2 separate regions of the Homo sapiens genome follow, and region 2 is linked to region 1. A link is a contact called in ENCODE Hi-C data. All regions are on one chromosome and are shown on one strand. The core of a region is the stretch at or near the end of the contact, and the rest is flanking DNA. Distances in the headings are between cores, read along the strand shown. Region 1 overlaps LINC03016 (long intergenic non-protein coding RNA 3016). Region 2 has its middle 43 kb from the start of NXPH1.

The links. A loop is a pair of places that touch in the nucleus more often than their neighbours do. Pooled maps may share reads with other maps.
Region 2: a loop to region 1 is called in a map with no recorded cell type, with 13 times the contacts of the local background. The contact joins two enhancer-like sites. A Hi-C loop is called at or near these places in 2 of 37 single-sample maps with no recorded cell type and 2 of 50 pooled maps.

Annotation. Positions count from the first base shown.
Region 1 is chr7:7,255,686-7,261,456 of GRCh38, forward strand. It overlaps LINC03016 (long intergenic non-protein coding RNA 3016), which reads left to right. Exons shown (of 4, transcript NR_108073.1): 2 at 3,867-3,911. Among named protein-coding and RNA genes, the nearest start is that of LINC03016, 3.4 kb to the left of the region's middle. Within about 2 kb of position 2,811, at least 10 of the 41 ENCODE cell types and tissues checked have a DNase peak (open chromatin) inside an H3K27ac peak, as active enhancers do.
Region 2 is chr7:8,387,776-8,393,546 of GRCh38, forward strand. No RefSeq gene overlaps it. Among named protein-coding and RNA genes, the nearest start is that of NXPH1, 43 kb to the right of the region's middle. Within about 2 kb of position 2,281, at least 2 of the 41 ENCODE cell types and tissues checked have a DNase peak (open chromatin) inside an H3K27ac peak, as active enhancers do.

The DNA of each region.
Region 1 (5,771 bases), core at 1,561-4,060:
TTTTTTCTGAGACCCACAGCCATTTTCTTTCATTGGCATGTTTTTAGGTTTATTTTTCAATAACTCCAGTACCCCTGAAATTTCCTTCCTTAGATCTTGAATAAATATATTCAAGTTGGGCATTACTGCATGGTTTGAGGATAATGTCTTTCCTGTTAAAAATATTTTTAAGTTTTTATACAAAGGTAATGTATGTGCTTGGTAAAAGAGAATGAATATAAAATGAAAAGCTATAATCTGCTACAGCCCCACCCAGCAGTCCCTTTGTCCAGCCATAAACAGAAAATAACAGAACTGTACTCATTTCCAAACTAAACACATCATTCTGCTCCTTGCCTTTTCTGCTTACTGTTTAATAACTTAGAGATAATTCTTTTTAATAGTTAACTAGATCTCTGTATGGATGTGCCACAATTTTTAAGCCATTCCTCTATTGATAATTGAGTTGGATACTTTTATTATAATTATTGCTGCACTGAACATCCTTGAAATGATTGTGTGGGTACAGCCATAGGATAAGTTCCTAGCAAGTAATTGCTGAGATAAAGAATGTATGCATTTAAATATTCATAGATACTGCCAAATTGCCTTCTTAAACTGTACTGTACTACCTTATACTACTACTCAACATTTGCGAGTATATTTTCCTGCCCCTTTTACCAAAGTTTTTGATTATTGAACTTACTAGTTTTATCACTGCATTAATATCTGATAATTGTTGATTTGTACTTAAGGTTTGAGTTTTTTTTATACATTGGTAATTTGCATTTCATCTTCGCCAGTTTTTAATATTGAATTACTAGGGTTTTTAAAAATTTTTATAAACTCTCTGAATATTGGTTTATTTATATGTATTAGAACTGTTATGATTATTTCGTACTTGTTTTTTCCCCACACAAACCAATTAATCTTTTCTTAGGGCTATTGAATTGTGTGTCTTGCTCACACCAAGGTTTATTTATAATATGCTTATGTTTTCCTCTTACTTTCATAGTTTCATTTTTTGTGTTTATATTTTTGATCCCTCCAGAATTTATTTTCTTATATGGAGTGAGGTAGGAAAATGGCTACCCGTTTGTTGTAATACACTTTATTTGACGATCCTTTCTTTCAACATTTATTTTAAATCACCATTACCCCATGATATTTCATTATCGGTTTGTGTATAAACTGTATTCTGGTCTGCTTATCTGCCTATTTCTTGTGCAGTACATTGTTTTAATGATTTCAGATTCATAACACTTAATAACTGACAGAATGAATTACCTACTTAAACATTTCGTACAGACACTGTGGTGGATTCTGCTACATATCATGGCATTATGCCATGAATGCTTTCCAGCATTACTGGCAGAAATAGCCACCCTTAAAATATGCCCCTCGTGATCCTCAGCGGTTCCCAGGGTACAGTGTAATGTGTACCCAGAAATGGGTTGCCCTCTTGCCCATTCCTGGGCTGCCTCCTAGGGACAGTGACTCCAGTTAACTTGCTGCTTCAGTGGGCACTACCATCTTCTGCTGGTGACTTCTGTCATCTTGTTTGACCCTGGGGAAAAGACTTATTTTCCTCTTTGTTGCCCACAGTAGAGACCAGACTTTCCTGACCGTTCCAGAATAATGAAAGAAAGGGTCCAGATAGTACTTTATGAGAGCGGCCAAGCTCCAGTGGAATCCTCTCCACCCTTACCAGGCTACTGCTCTGCCCTCTTTGCTACCTGTTTCCAGGTCACCAAAGGTAGTTCAGCTACCCCACTAGAAACCTTCAGTTATCAGCACTTCTTTAGAATTGGAGCCAAATTGACATCTGCACTAAAAGAAATGAGGAAGGTTTCCACTCACCTAACACTCTGGACACCCTCCTCCCAAAATTCCTGCTGAACCAACCTCTCCCCTGGGAAACTGGCAGTGAAAACATTTAGTCTTTTCAGAGGAAATTACACCTTTACTCAGAGAAACGTGGTCTGGATTTTGGATCTGCAGCCCCAGTAAGAGAATTGCCTAATGATCTGGTATCAGTTAGTACAATCAGGCCCTTCATATCTGTGGGTTCCACATCCATGAATTCAGCCAATCGTGGATCAAAAATATTCAATAAAAAATAATATGACAAAAATATAAACAATACAGTATAACTGTTATTTCCATAGCATTCGTATTAGGTATTATAGAGATGATTTAAAGTATGCAAGAGGATAAGCATAGGTTATATGCAAATACTATACCATTTTATATAAGAGATTTAAACATCCATGGGTTTTGGTATCAGAGGGGGTCCTGGAACCAGTACCCCAAGGATACTGAGGGACGACTGTCTATTTCGCAGTCTGTATTGTTTTTACAAGTGGGGCAGCAACAACCAAACCCAAATGAGGCCGCATCAGGCTCAGCCCTGTTCCTATTTTGTCTCCCTGCACTAAGGGTTTCAAGCATGTCTTAGGGCTGTGGTCAGCTTGTTAACACAAATCAGCCTTGAAACCTAACAGAATGTTACTTTACAATTTCCTGTTACTATGTTCCTTTTTAAAGTAAGCTACTTCCAAATCGATCTTCATCCTTTTCAAAATACCAAATTTCGGAAATGGAAGGGGGAAAGGAATGGGGGAAATACAAAGTGAAATCACCTGTATTTTCTTAGGGACCCTAACTTAGACATGACCAGCTATTTCTGAGATTCTTAAGTAAACTGTTTTTTCTCTCTGAAAGTCTGACAGTCTCTGCCATGTCAAGCTCTTTATTTCATGTCTTATACTTAGACCCACTCAGGCTACTTGGACAAATGCTCAAATAAGTTGACCAAATGAAAAACGTGTTCAGAGGTTGAGTGACTCAGAGTGAGAACAAGTGAAGCAGAACTGAGTGGTGGAACTTAACCTGCGCCTGAAGTTTTGAAACACATCAAGTCTAGTCTTCTGTATTTTAATAATATACAGACTTAGAGGGTGGAAAGAGATAAAGTGTTATGTGCTCATAAAATCAATTTATAAGTGACCTCATAGGGTCAATCACCTCAAGATAATATAAATTCATGATTTAATATATTAATGTAACCTTTGCTATGTATTAATCAGTATAAATTTATAATTCAGTAGTCTACAAATCCTAAACTTAGAGAATATTTTCTGAATTTGCTCTTTGATTACTCCACGTCTCTGCATAGAATTTTCTGACACTCACTCATCAGGATGTGTTTATAAAGGGTTTTCTTTCTTCCTCTTCACATTTAAATGATATAGAATTACCCAAACTTCCTGTTGCTACTGAAACTGAAGCAAGAGAAGCAAGGGAAATTGAAACTGAAAATGTGAACCAGCGACTTTACCCAGAAGCACAGTTGATGGCATCAATGAGATCAATTTTTTAATGAAATTAAAGAAAGTAGAGGTTTCAGCTGACACTGTTTTTCTCCAGACTCTCTACTATGCGGCAGGATGGTAGTTGTTTCCTCTCAACGGAGCTAAAAATTAACTTCATCCTATGGCATGATGTATTAAAATCAGGAGTGTTTGGCCCGGCGTGGTGGCTCACGCGTGTAATCCCAGCACTTTGGGAGGCCGAGGTGGGCGGCTCACGAGGTCAGGATATCACGACCATCCTGGCTAACACGGTGAAACCCCGTCTCTACTAAGAATACAAAAAAAAAAAAAAAAAATTAGCCGGGCGCGGTGGCGGGCGCCTGTAGTCCCAGCTACTCAGGAGGCTGAAGGAGGAGAATGCTGCGAACCTGGGAGGCGGAGCTTGCAGTGAGCCGAGATCGCGCGACTGTGCTCCAACCTGGGCGACAGAGCGAGACTCCGTCTCAAAAAAAAAAATAAATAAAATAAAATCAGGAGTGTTGATGGTAACTTTCTCTTTCCCCTCTCCAACAGGTAATTTCTCTCAAGATCCAACCCAAGCTATTCTATATACACAAGGTCAGCAAACATTTGATTCATTTTGTCAGCTTTAATATAAATCAAAATCACACCCAGGAGGCTGGGGTGTGGTCAAACAGACATCAAATCCCCTATTGCCCTAATAGCCAGTCAGTCACCCCCCTCTTTCATGTGGGAAAGAACACCGGAAGCAATTTGACAAGTAACAATCAGGCTTCTGGAGCCATGGACAATTGCTGTTAACTCTTGACTGTTCTGACAACATTTTAGAGCTATCTTTCAGGAATATTAGCCTCCCCCATTAACAAAACGGGGAAAAGCTCATTCCTCAAGGACCTCACTCTTCATTTAGTTCAACAGTTTGGATGGAGAAGGGAGATGTATCTTGAGGGAACACAAGTACATTGATCCCATTTTCTACCTCACTACATTGCTTGCAGGAAGAGGCCTGCAACTTGGTTCACCCCTTTTTTTTTCTGCTTTAGTATTTTAGTTGGGTCAAAGTAACTAAAGAGTTACTTACTTAAATTGCATATTGCGATCCCCATAATTTCCACTGGGTAAAATTTAGCTATACACTGAAGCTTGCTGTAAACATGCAAGCAAGTTGGGAGAAAATATTACCATTAGAGAAGTGGAAAAAGACCGGCCCCCTTCTCCATCATCACCAATCAGGTGTTGAGTGAAATCTCCCGCTTACTATAACATATTACTCTCACAGAGAATAAACACCGTATCTTTCAGTAAGGATCTCTGACCTGTCATTGTGAAGGGAGGACTAGCCAGACTGAGGGTGTGGTGAGGAACTAGGGGAAGCACAGACAGAAGAAACTGCTTTGAGAGGAGAAGCAACTTTGAAGTGTTGCTTAGTCCAGGCCCTGACCTAGGGTTTGGTTTTTTTGAAGTCTGTCATTAACCCTTCCCTCACTTTCCTTCTACTCTTCAAGTCCTATTACATTCATAGGAATGACTGATTTGCCCCCAGGTATTTTGCTGGTCCTGGGATCGCAGAGAGGAAAAGATACAATCCTGCCCGCAGGAACTCAGTGTATAGAGATGGCTTCTCCAACTTAACTATTACAGAGGGCTGATAATACTTTTCAGACATGTCGATCCAAAATGACCAATTAAGGATAAGGACTTGGAAGTAAAGAACATAACTCAAAGACAACAAATGCCCATTCACCAAAGATAAAGCCATGAACTGTCCAGGGCAAACGAGCTCGCCTTTTGGAGGCTAAGCTTCTTGTGGGAATTTGTAGAGTTTGGGGGAGGTCACTCAGTAACTTCTGTAATGAAAAGTTTTGTGGCAGCCAAGTGCAGTGGCTCACGCCTGTAATCCCAGCACTTTGGGAAGCCGAGGCGGGTGGATCCCTTGAGCCCAGGGGTTTGAGACCAGCCTGGGCAATATGATGAAACCTCATTTCTACTAGAAATACAAAAATTAGCCAGGCGTGTTGGCACACAGCTATAATCCCAGCTACTTGAGTGGCTGAGGCATGAGAATCAGTTGAGCCTGGGAGGTGGAGATCGCAGTGAGCCAAGATCGTGCCACTGCACCGCAGCCTGGGCAACAGAGCGAGACTCTTGTCTCAAAAAAAATAAAGAAGTTTTATTGGTAGTATTTGTTCTCTGTTAAGCCCATCTGTTGAGTTCTTGATTTCATTTATCAAGTTTTTCAATTCTAGAATTTCCATTTGGTTATTTTTTATATTTCCAGGTCTCTGCCAATGTCCTCAATCTTAATTTTTATTTCCTTAAACATTTTAAGCAAATCATTATAGAATCCATGTTGGATAGTCACATTATCAAGATCCCCTATTGGTCTAGGTCTATTGTCTGTTATTTTTTTGGTATTCAGTTACATTTTCTAGTTATTTTTGGTTGAATTCTGTCTTT
Region 2 (5,771 bases), core at 1,031-3,530, 1.1 Mb after region 1:
GTCTCATTATTGGTTTCCTTGCTGTGTCCCTTGCCAGCCTTGTGTCAGGCTACAGCCTGTCAGCAACTTGTCACCCACAGTTCTAAACCAACACTATGGCTTATTGTTTTCTGCACACATCTCCCCTCTGTCTGGCATTGGATGGAACCTCACTCAGTGCCACGATCTGGCGCCGTTGTGCAGCACAAAGGGAGATAGGGTTAGGAGATGCTATGCACTTAGTCGCCTGTCAAAGATTATGTCTCTATGGGGCAATTTCCAACTAGGCTTTGTTATTTGGCTTCTAGTTCTTCCCTAGCCCCCTCCCTCATGCCCTTTCCTCCCACTACTTATCGCTTATCCACATGGCCACAAGTGAGACCTGTGAAAAATATGAGACAAGATTTTACCTTGAACAACTTTAGGACTTGAAAGTTGAAGGCCTAGGCAATACCAGTGGAATGAATGGGAAGAAAATAATAATTGTAACTAAATTGCCATCAGTACACTTCTGTGGGGAAGGTGACAAAGGAACAGTGGGGATGGAAGAAACATTCATAAGGATCCTTCAAGGTTTTACATGAGAGAAACAAATCTATTTTGTTTCAGATATTGGCTTATTGCCTCTGAAGCTGAATGGTCTTGTATGATTACTCTTTCTCTTTTTTCCATCGCTCACTTGTATTTCTCTACCAGCTCTAGAAATCTACTTCTTACTTAAAGGCACCGAATCCAGTAAAGCTGCATTTCCCTGACAGTAAAGAAGCTGTGTGCAACCCTAATATGTGTGTGATGTGTTTTATTCATTCCTGGACTTGTTTTTCTGTGAGCAACAAGTTTGAACACAAATACACACTAGTTCATAACAATCTGTCATATCTTTGCCTCCATATGTAATATTTTATGTAAATAAAGTCTGTAATTAATTTTACAACCTTGGCACCCTTTTGCAGTTCTTTTCCTCATCACCATTATGTACAAAGTTAGCATGATATTAAAATTTTTCTATCAATTTATGTTCCTTGCTAATCTATTTCCAATCTGTGGCACTTTAAAGATCTTTCCTTTGAAATCATTGCTTTCCTCAAATGGGAAAACTTTATAATTAGGTGGAGTGATTTTACATCAGTAAAATAAAAAAGAATGTCTCAAGATTTAACCCCTTATGCTCTATCTTTAGATGGTAATTTGCAAGGTGTCTGAGAATGCATGGCTTCAGAATTTATGTTTGGACTGCTTTTTTTCAATAATTATGGTAATTCATGTGCAAACACAAATTACAAACTTCTGCAATATTTCCAATTTATTCATATTTTTATCCTTGCCTAGAAGCAACTGCTTTATTTTTGGACTGCATTTATCTGTTCTTTAGAAGCTATATGAGAATTTAACATTTCCTCTTCCAGAGGACAATGAAAGCCTGACAGATGAGAATGTAAAAGGGTCTTCTGTATTTCCCATTTTCTAATCACACAGTGTATTTCACCCTATTTCAGTTTTATGATTTGCACAGAAAGTAAAGGCATTATTTCACCCACATTTCTTCAGTCAGTCAAGTAAGGATACCAACAGGTGTGTGCTTTACACAGTGAAAGAATGCTCATCCCCGGTTGTGAAGAACTTTTAAAAATTTTCTGGTAGTAGGATTTTTATGTTTTAGTCTGGGAACACAAACATTCCTCTGGGTTCTTCGTTTTGTGTGTGTGTGTGAAACCAAAGAGAGTCTCCAGGCGTCAATACCTGTGTCTTTCCTTTGCTTTGTTACGTAGACATTTCTTGTTACAGATTGTTCAGTTGGCATCATCTTTACAAGCACAGTGGATCTTTCCACTTAGTTACAGGATGCGTTTCCAAAAACAAATGGAATCTTTTCCACAGAGAGCAGAGATCCTTTTTTCTTAGCCAGAAAAGATCTAGTTAGTTTATGATATAAGTAGAATTCCCCCATATTATGGCATACCTTTCTCACTGTGCATCTTTTGAAATGCCACTCCCATGCTTGGGAGTCATCAGAAAGTGGTAGGATGATCAAACAGCCCTCTATTATCTTGGGAACACCCCGGAGCCAGAGCTTTAGAAAACATGAGTAAGAACTCCTCACATTTCTGTCGATTTAATAGTTTAGCATCAGAAGCAGACCTTGAGATGAGGATTCATGTGTGAGTGATTTGCTGGAGAAACACTCTTTGGACAAACAGAAAAGAGTGAGGGAACCGAGGGTGTGATTCCAAGCTAAGTCTCAGGATTCTAACCCCGCAGGGAAGCACGTAAGAGAGGCAGCTGGGCTTGCTTGGTCCCGCCCCCAATCAGTCATTGGCTGAGCACCACGTAAGGGCGGAGCCAGCATGTTCAGAGCCTTGAGGGCTGCTTCCAAAGCAGAGTAACAAGTGTCATTTGTTGGAGGTTAAGGCACACTGAAGCCAGAAACAGCAAAGAGGACCTGAGAGCAACTTGGCGGAACACTGTATCCACTACATCACATAACTCCTGTGAAAACTGGTTTGGGCTTCATAGTATCACTGCGATGTTTCTTCCAAGGGTGATGTTTTTCTGCTAGTTAAGCCTTCTAGGGATCCGTCTCCACAAACAGGAAGCTTGAATGTTAAACTGAGTGATATTCTGGAGCTCACTCCAATTTACTTGCAAGAGCTGATTGTGCACATCCTGACTCCTATTTGAGCGATGCATTGGTAGCTTGCAATCAACTATGGCAGGGATGTTTACATATGGAAATCTTCAGTCAGGGCTTTTTCTGAGGGGGAGGGGTATGTGGAAGAAGGAGCCAGTTGTTAAACAATTACCATCATACCACTTTGATGCTAAGCTGAAATGTTAATAGAGACAAAGATATTGTTAAAAGTGAATGTTTATTCTATTAAATGCATTAAACAATGTATACCCACAAATAATGTGTGTGAAACATTTTGTAAATCATGACATCATACACCAATGTAGTTCTTGAAACAACAGCCTGTTACAACGTAAAACACACACAACATACAAAATTTCTCCCCAACTCCACCAAACTGGCGATATATGGTAAAAAAAATTGTGTGAAAAGGGGATTTTTTAGTTGTTTTGATATACTGTTGCTGATATTAAGCAAAAGCCATCCCAGAATAAAGTTCGGCTTTCATTTTCTTCTTTTATTTCCTTTCCCAAGATGCCTTATAATTGCATTACGACTCATGTCTTATACTTTGCTTCTCTGTTGGGCAGATATAAAATAATTTGTTGGGAGGAGTTACCACGTAAATGTGGAATATTCTCCAGTCTGGCAGATATTATGAAGGAAATAGGCTAGTCTAATGAAGTCACAACAACAAAAAATCAAGATTTTCTCAGTCTGCCCGAGCATTTTCAAGGAGCACAGTGGTCTTCAAACTTAAAAAAAATCATCAATAAATCTCTTTTTAAAATGCAATATCATAAAGCCCTGTTTGAGGGTTGGGGAGGGGCGGTCAGCTCAACTCCTTTATCAGCCCCTCACCTGCTGGGACCAGCCAGGCTGGGGACCTGCAGTGGGGGAACTGCCCTGAAAGGATTGAGTCATATTCCTCCACTATTCCAGGAAGGCAATGCGTCTTTCATTTGATCACTACGGTTTTGAAAAGCAAAGTGTAGTAGACAGAATAATGCACTATTTCCCCCAAGATATTCACATTCTAATTCCTGAAACCTATGGATATGTTATCCTGCATGGCAAAAGGGACTTTGCAGATATGATTAAGTAAAAGCTCTTGAGATGGGGAGTTATCCTAGATTGCCTAGATTGGCCCACTGTAATCACAAGGGTCCTTTGAAGAGGGAGGCTGTAGAGTTAGAGTCAGATAAGAAAATGTAGTGATGGAAAGAGAGGTCTGAGTCATGTGAGGAAGAGCCGTGAACTCAGTAATGCAGGCAGCCTCTAGAAGCTGGAAAAAGCAAAGAAACTAATTCTTCCCTAAAGCCTCCAGAAGAAGCATAGCCCTGCTGAGATCCCATTTAGACTTCTGACCTTCAGAACTGTAACATAATAAATGTGTATGGTTTTAAGAATTGAGTTTGTGGTAGGAAACGAATACAGCAAGTTTCTAGGCTCTGGTCTCTCATTTGAAGGTACCTTTTTTACTTCCTTTTTCATAGACCTGTTTGGTGATTTCCGTCAGCTGGGCAGGGAGAGTAATAAATGCAGCTCCTGAGAGGAATGCTACGTGTGACTTTTAATGAGCTCAAAGAACTCTTCTGTACTGGTTCGTTTATCCTAACAAGTTTTTTTTTTTTTTTTTTTTTTTTTTTTTTTTTTTATGAAAAGGGATTTTAGTCTAGCTTAGCATGCAAAAACATTAACAGTGTCTAATATATGGAGTCTTTGCAGGTTTTATTATCTTCCTGCTAACCTGATTTTTACAAGATAAGCATTTTCTATTATAAATGAATTAGGTATTCATTATAGAAAATTGGAAATAAATGGACATAGAAAGAAAAAGAAAAATCATCTATTTTCCCATTATCAGAGGAAACCACTCAACAGTTTGATATATTTCCTTCCAATGTTTTCTATGCAGTTTCTATATTTATTGTACTCATTTATGTGCATAACATTTTGTATCTTGCTATTTTTACTTACTATTATATAAATACTTCTTTATGATAGTGAATTTATTGTAACTGTAATTTTTGCTGTTCTTCAATTTGGAAACTGTACTTATGAGGGTTCTTGCATGCAAATGTAAGAAATCAACTCTGGCTAATGTAAGTAGAACATGTTGTGATAAAAGGATATTCAGGTGGCTTATGGAACGGTGAAAAGACACAGGAATTAGGGAGACAAGGGTAGCCATGATCACTTTGCATAGTATGCTTGGAATCCTGGTCGTGGACCTCTCATTTTGGACTGTGCCATCTTTTATTATTGCCTCCAATACACTGAGAAGCCCCATGAGCATTATGCCTTTTTTTTTTGTGATAGGAGGCTTGTTGCACAGCCACTTGCCCTTCCTCTTGGAAAGAATATGCTGATATGAGGTCCTGTAAGATTCCTTGAGTTGACACTTTCCTATATTTTTATGGGATTTATCTTCCACTCTGTCATATATAGATATATTTCCATGGTTTCCAGGATAATTTATCTGGATCTTGATTTCCAGATCATATCATCATGATGTCATCCATACAGACAGCCACCACAATGAACTGTGGGAGGATATAATGACTTTTTTTGGATTAATTTTGGCACAGAGCTAGAGATTTTGTATGATTCTGAGGCAAGATAGTAAAGGTGCACTCTGCTGTCTTCCAGATTGTAGCAAACTGCTTCTGGTCCTTTCTGCTTTTGAAAATTTACATAGAGAAAAACATGTTTTCTTAGATTAAAAGTTATATATGAGCTGCTAAGGTCTACATGTATTTGCTTCAAGAAGAATAGCACAGCTAAAACCGTATTTTCAAGTAGAGCAACCAACTGAGGAAGCTAACGTGTAACCACTAATTCTCTAAGAACCACATGTCTTATGCACAGACTAAACTGAATGCTTAAATGGAATTGTCTATTCATTTGTTTCACAAATAGATATTGAATGCCGAAGTGCCAGGTTCTATTTTAGACCTGAAACACATAAATGAACAAACAAAGGTTCTTGACATCATATAGTTCATATTCTAAAGAATCTTGCCCTTTGCAATTTTCAGGTTTGGAGGAAGACACCAGCCCTTGAGATTTACCATTTTGGTAGTGACAGAGACCACCAGGAGCTTCCAGCTGCCCTGTCTTGCTGTAATGGCACTCACTCCATGCACTTGTCCTCAATGTG